2 separate regions of the Homo sapiens genome follow, and region 2 is linked to region 1. A link is an interaction called in ENCODE POLR2A ChIA-PET data of the cell type or tissue named here. Cell type or tissue: PC-9. All regions are shown on one strand. Links, peaks and the distances in the headings refer to the core of each region. The heading gives the core; the rest is flanking DNA. Region 1 overlaps SKAP1 (src kinase associated phosphoprotein 1). Region 2 has its middle 25 kb from the start of HOXB1.

What was found. ChIA-PET counts read pairs that join two places held together with the same protein. Peaks named below come from ENCODE experiments on the same cell type or tissue, not always from the same donor. Only the 100,000 strongest peaks of a DNase experiment are listed, where the experiment ranks them.
Region 2: POLR2A ChIA-PET joins it to region 1 with 5 read pairs; 2 of 35 experiments call an interaction of 5 or more read pairs at or near these places.

The regions. Positions count from the first base shown.
Region 1 is chr17:48,137,739-48,140,550 of GRCh38, reverse strand. All of the region lies in intron 11 of SKAP1 (src kinase associated phosphoprotein 1), which reads left to right. Among named protein-coding and RNA genes, the nearest start is that of MIR1203, 17 kb to the left of the region's middle. In PC-9, for the core only: no CTCF peak of the experiment used is centred there; no DNase peak of the experiment used is centred there.
Region 2 is chr17:48,504,139-48,506,950 of GRCh38, reverse strand. No RefSeq gene overlaps it. Among named protein-coding and RNA genes, the nearest start is that of HOXB1, 25 kb to the left of the region's middle. In PC-9, for the core only: CTCF peaks have their summits at 341 and 541 (motif pointing right); DNase peaks (open chromatin) are centred at 970 and 1,790; H3K27ac peaks cover 653 bases.

The DNA of each region.
Region 1 (2,812 bases), core at 145-2,644:
GTACAGACCTGGGGTGGAGCTGTGGTCATGAGTGATAAACACAGACATGGTGGATACTCTACAGAGATATATGGGATTGCTCTAGTAAAGCGCATCAAGACAGAAGAGAAGGCCAGGACAGAACCCTGGAAAACAACCACATTAAAAAGCAGAATTGAGCAAGATGAGCCTGCAAAGGAGAATGAGAAGAAGTAGAAGTAGAAGGAGAGAAACCAGGAGAGTATAATTATCATAGAAACTAAGAGAATAAAAGGCCTCAAGGAGGACCAATAGTGCCAGCACTGCTGAGAGATCAAGTAAGTTAAGGACTGAGAAGTGCTCAGGGAATTTGAGCAATGCAGAGGTTACAGGAGACCATGGAGAGAGAGCCTAAGTAGAGGACGGCAACCAAGCCTGATGAGAGCGGCTTCAACAGTGAACAGGAAGGAAGTTGGAGCAGTGAGTGAGTAAACTTTCCCAACAAGTGTGGCATAGACTAGAAGAAATGGGAAGTAGACATCAGTGGCAGCTATTTAATGGTTGTTTTAAAAAATGAGAGAAACTTGAACACCTTTCAGTGCTGGTGGAAGGAGCCATTTACTTTACAGGCAATGGTCAGTCTCCACAGAACCTCATCTCTCGGAAAGGAAGGAGGAGGGTTGCAAGTGCGTGTTGTGAGGGGTAGTCTTAAACCAGGGGAGGGGTGCTTCCCCGACTTTAATGGGAAAGAAAGATGGTTGTCAATACAGGTAAGTTCCTGCTTTGGTGGCTGGTGGCTGACAAATCTGATGGCTTCTCTTTTCCCTTTGAAGGTGGAGAAGAGGTTGTCAGAAGCAACATGAGTTTGAGGAGGGGAGATATTAGATATCATAATTCTATGATAATTATATGCATCCAGAGATAAAAAGATCACCAGATAATGCTAGGGACTCTGAATTTTACATATCACCAATCTGGTTTTACTTCTTTTGTTTTGTTTTTCCTAATAGTACTCAGCAACCAAGTGTACAAAGAAGCAGTTAGCTCTTTGGTACCCCAAATCCAATTGAACTGGAATATGTGATATTTCCCATACTTAAAATTTCATTCGGGGCCAGGCACGGTGGCTCATACCTGTAATCCCAGTACTTTGGGAGGCTGCGGCGGGTGGATGACGAGGTCAGGAGCTCAAGACCAGCCTGGCCAACATGGTGAAACCCCGTCTCTACTAAAAATACAAAAAATTAGCTGGGCGTGGTGGTGCACACCTGTAGTCCCAGCTACTCAGGAGGCTGAAGCAGAAGAATCGCTTGAACCCAGGAGGCAGAAGTTGCAGTGAGCTGAGATCTCACCACTGCACTCCAGACCGGGCAAAAGAGCGAGACTCCATCTCAAAAAAAAAAAAATTTATTTTGGCCAGGCACAGTGGCTCACACCTGTAATCCCAGCACTCTGAGAGGCCGAGGTGAGCAGATCACGAAGTCGGGAATTCGAGACCACCCTGGCCAACAGGGTGAAACACCGTCTTTACTAAAAATACAAAAATTAGCTGGGCGCAAGCCTGTAGTCCCAGCTACTCAGGAGGCTGAGGCAGGAAAATCATTTGAACCCAGGTGGTGGAGGTTGCAGTGACCCAAGATTGTGCCACTGCATTCCAGCCTGGGCAACAGAGTGAGACTCTGTCTCAAAAAAAAAAAATTTTTTTTTCATTCTAATTTTACTTCTTTCAAAAGAAAGAAAACATTTTCTGGTGCTATCAGAAATAGCCCCATACTCAGAGTGGGCACAGTGGCTCACGCCTGTAATCCCAGCACTTAGCAAGGCCGAGGCTGGTGGATCACTTGAGGTCAGGAGTTTGAGACCAGCCTGGCCAACATGATGAAACCCCATCTCTACCAACAATATAAAAAATTAGCCAGTTGTGGCCAGGCGCAGTGGCTCACGCTTGTAATCCCAGCACTTTGGGAGGCTGAGGCGGGTGGATCATCTGGGGTCAGAAGTTCAAGACCATCAAGGCCAACATGGTGAAACCCCATCTCTACTAAAAATAGAAAAATTAGCCGGGCGTGGTGGTGCGCGCCTGTAATCCCAGCTAATCGGGAGGCTGAGGCAGGAGAATCGCTTGAACCTGGGAGGTGGAGGTTGCAGTGAGCCGAGATTGCGCCACTGCACTCCAGCCTGGGAGACAGAGCCAGACTCTGTCTAAAAAAAAAAAAAAAAAATAGCCGGGTGTGATGGCACGCACCTGTAATCCCAGCTACTCAGGAGGTTGAGACAGGAGAATTGCTTGAACGTGGGAGCCGGAGGTTGCAGTGAGCTGAGATCTTGCCACTGCACTCCAGCCTGGGCGACAGTGCGAGACTCCGTCTCAAAAAAAAAAAAAGAAATAGCCCCATACTCTTCAACATCTGCTGTGCTTTTGAGAAGCTTTTCTGTATTCAAGGAGCTGCATCCTCACTCTGTGACTACCCCTTAAACTCTCTTTAAAACCCTCTCATCCTCTTTCTTGTTTGTTCCTCTCTGTGACTAGCCTGTCATTATTAATGTACCTGTCACCTCTCACCTGTTCTAGGGAAAGAATCTAATGTTTAGAGCATCTACTATGTATCAAACACTTTCAGTTGTTTTTACTTCAGTGATACAATTTACATCCCCACAAGATAGAAGGGAGATATTATCCCTACTCTCACAAAGAAGCTAAAGCTAGGAGAACCTAAGGTCATGTGACTACTAAATGACCAAGCGAGGATTAGATCTCAGTCTGTCTGACTCCAAAGCCCATTACTCTGCTGTAAGCTCCCAAGGAGCAAGCAATCTTCTGATTCATCATTACATACCTCATGGGAACTCAAAC
Region 2 (2,812 bases), core at 1-2,500, 370 kb before region 1:
AGAGTCAGAGTGGGAATCAAATTCTTAGGACATAACCCAGTTGTCAAATGTCCTTCATACTCCTTTGACAGCATGAAGTCAAAGGCTTCCAGGAGATCAGGAGCCCTGACTGCTCAGGGCAACACTGAACCCCTGAGAGGAATGGGTATTGAGGAACAGTGATGTCTGCACAGTGAGGATTTAATAATCCAGACGCATATTGTGCTTACTCTTCTGTGAACTCTGACCTTCCTTTCAGGTCCCTGGACTCCATGTTCATTAAAAACTGGAATCACCAGTGACCTGGACCCTAGTGCACTGACACTGCCTTGGTCCTTTCATTTCTGCTCTCGCCCTCATGTGCTCCACGGATGCAAAACAGCTGGGGCTCAGTAGTGAGAAAATCACTGGCTGAGAAATCCATCTACAGCGGGGACCTCAGTGTGGAGCTACGGGATGGGTAAAGGACAGCTGGAAATAGGAGGCTTTGCCCTGCTGAGCAGGACAATATTGTTTTCATGGGCCACCAGGAGGCAGAGGTTAGGGCAAAGATGAAATTCTAAAATTCTCTTCTCTGTAAGGGAAGAAAAATAAGGAAGAAATAGCATCTCTCTGGCTGTAGTCAAAATAGTTTTCGGACCAACCTTTGGGTCAGGCATTCACCTATAGTCTCCTCTTGCAGCTTTAAATTCTGTATCTGAGACTTACCTCCAAATTCTTTTTGAAAGGGTGATTTGGCTTGTGTTCACAACAGCTGCTTTTTCAAAATATAATTTTCAGGTCTTGCCCACTGGCTCTGCAGTTCTCACTCTGAACCTTCACGGAGATATAGGACTGGAGACTTTTGACATGATTTGACATTTTCCAGGCCTTGACATTGAACAAGGACATGTGGTATGAGAAGTGACTCTCCTGGACCAACAGGATGTGCATACTAGGTTGGAGCAGGATGAGTCATCCATTCTGTCTGGCCCAGTTGCCTTAGTGACCACATTTGCAATGTGACAAGAGAAGCTCAATGGTGCAACCTAAAATTGAAGAGTTGGGTTTTCTCTTTTTTTTTTGGCATGACCTAATACTTAACAATAACCTCAATAAATGTTTGTTGAGCCACACCTGGTGCTGTACACAGTGGCAGGTGTTTACATAGTGCTTCCTTTTTGAGCCTCTTTCACAGACATCTCACTGCCTGTACACTTTTTGTATGTGTAGCCAGTGTTATCAATTTTATTTTACAGATGAAAGATCTTCATTTTACTGAGGATCAAAAGAATTAAGTGACCTGCCCAAGGTCATACATTTAATCAAAGGTGAAACACATTTTCAGACTCTAAATCCCGAATTCCCTCTCCTATAAGAAAATACCTACCCTTGTGACCAAAATAACTAGATTAAAATGGACTAGATCCATCTAGAGCAGTTTGCATGATATAAAAGTGGCCTTGATTGATAATTGTTGAAGCTGGGTGTTGTTGGGTATATGGAAGTTCATTATATTCTTTTATTTATGTATATGTTTGAATTTTTCTGTAATAAACTTTTTTCAAAAAAGAATAAATCTGTTTTCTGTGCTGAAATCTGCCCCTTTGAAACTTTCTTCCATAAATCCTGTCTCCAAGTTTTATTTTAATGGTTGAGTCTCATTACTGACAATGATGGCCATTAACTGAGAGTTTAGTGTATCAGGTGCTCTGATAAGTGCTTTCTTCACATGTCTTAGTGTTTAACCCTCACAACCAGCCTGTGACTTAGGTACTAGTATCCTTGTTCTACAGATAAGGAAACTGAAGCTCAGAGGGGTCACATAACATGCCCAAGATCACACCCTTAGTAAATATCAGAGCTGAGACTTGAACTCAGGTGTGTCCAGTCCCAAAGCATCCTCCGCCCCTTTTTTTTTTTTGTGAGACAGAGTCTTGCTCTGTCACCCAGACTGGAGTGTAGTGGTGTGATCTTGGCTCACTGCAACCTCTGCCTCCTGGGTTCACGTGATTCTCATGTCTCAGCCTCCCAAGTAGCTGGGATTATAGGCATGTGTCACCATGCCTGGATAATTTTTGTATTTTGGGTAGAGACGGGGTTTTGCCATATTGGCCAGGTTTGTCTCGAACTGCTGGCCTCAAGTGATCCACCCCCTCTTGGCCTCCCAAAGTGCTGGGATTACAGGTGTGAGCCACCGTGCCCAACCCAAAGTCTCATCTTTAACTATTTCCACTGCTTCACTTCCTTACAACCAGAGGGGAACATCTTTCTCTTGGAGGCAATACTGTTTGAAATGTGCTTTCATTTGCCTATCTTACAAGAAACTTGAAACACGGAATTGGAGACATTTTCATCCCCCCTGCTGGAAAAATAAGAATTGTAAACAGAATAGCTCTTTCATTCAGCCAGGCTTGTCTGTCCCCAGCTCCCTGAGGGGATTCAAGCACTTAACTTTGTTTTGTAATCTCAGGTTGAGGAACCTGGCATCCATCTACCACCTGAGCACAGGGGTCATGGTAATTTTTTCAGCTCCTGCAAGCGAAACCTCTGTCAAAGGAGTAGGGGAGGCAGGTGGAGTGGGGTGGGGAGAAGAGAACTACCTTTGAAAGGGATTTAGGTTCCATTTCTCTTCATGGATTTATAGAGCACTAACTTTTGGTGGGCAACCTCTTTGCCCTTAATTGGCCCTAACCTGGCCAAGGTGAAAGGACACCAAAAATTTGAGGTGGGAGCTAGGATGCCCCCACCTTAAGTCCTGCATGATTGCAGCCAAGCCCAGCACTGGCTAGGTCTCTCCCTTCTGTAGCAGCAGCCTTCTCAAACTAGTGGGAAGAGCTTTGGGCTGTTATCT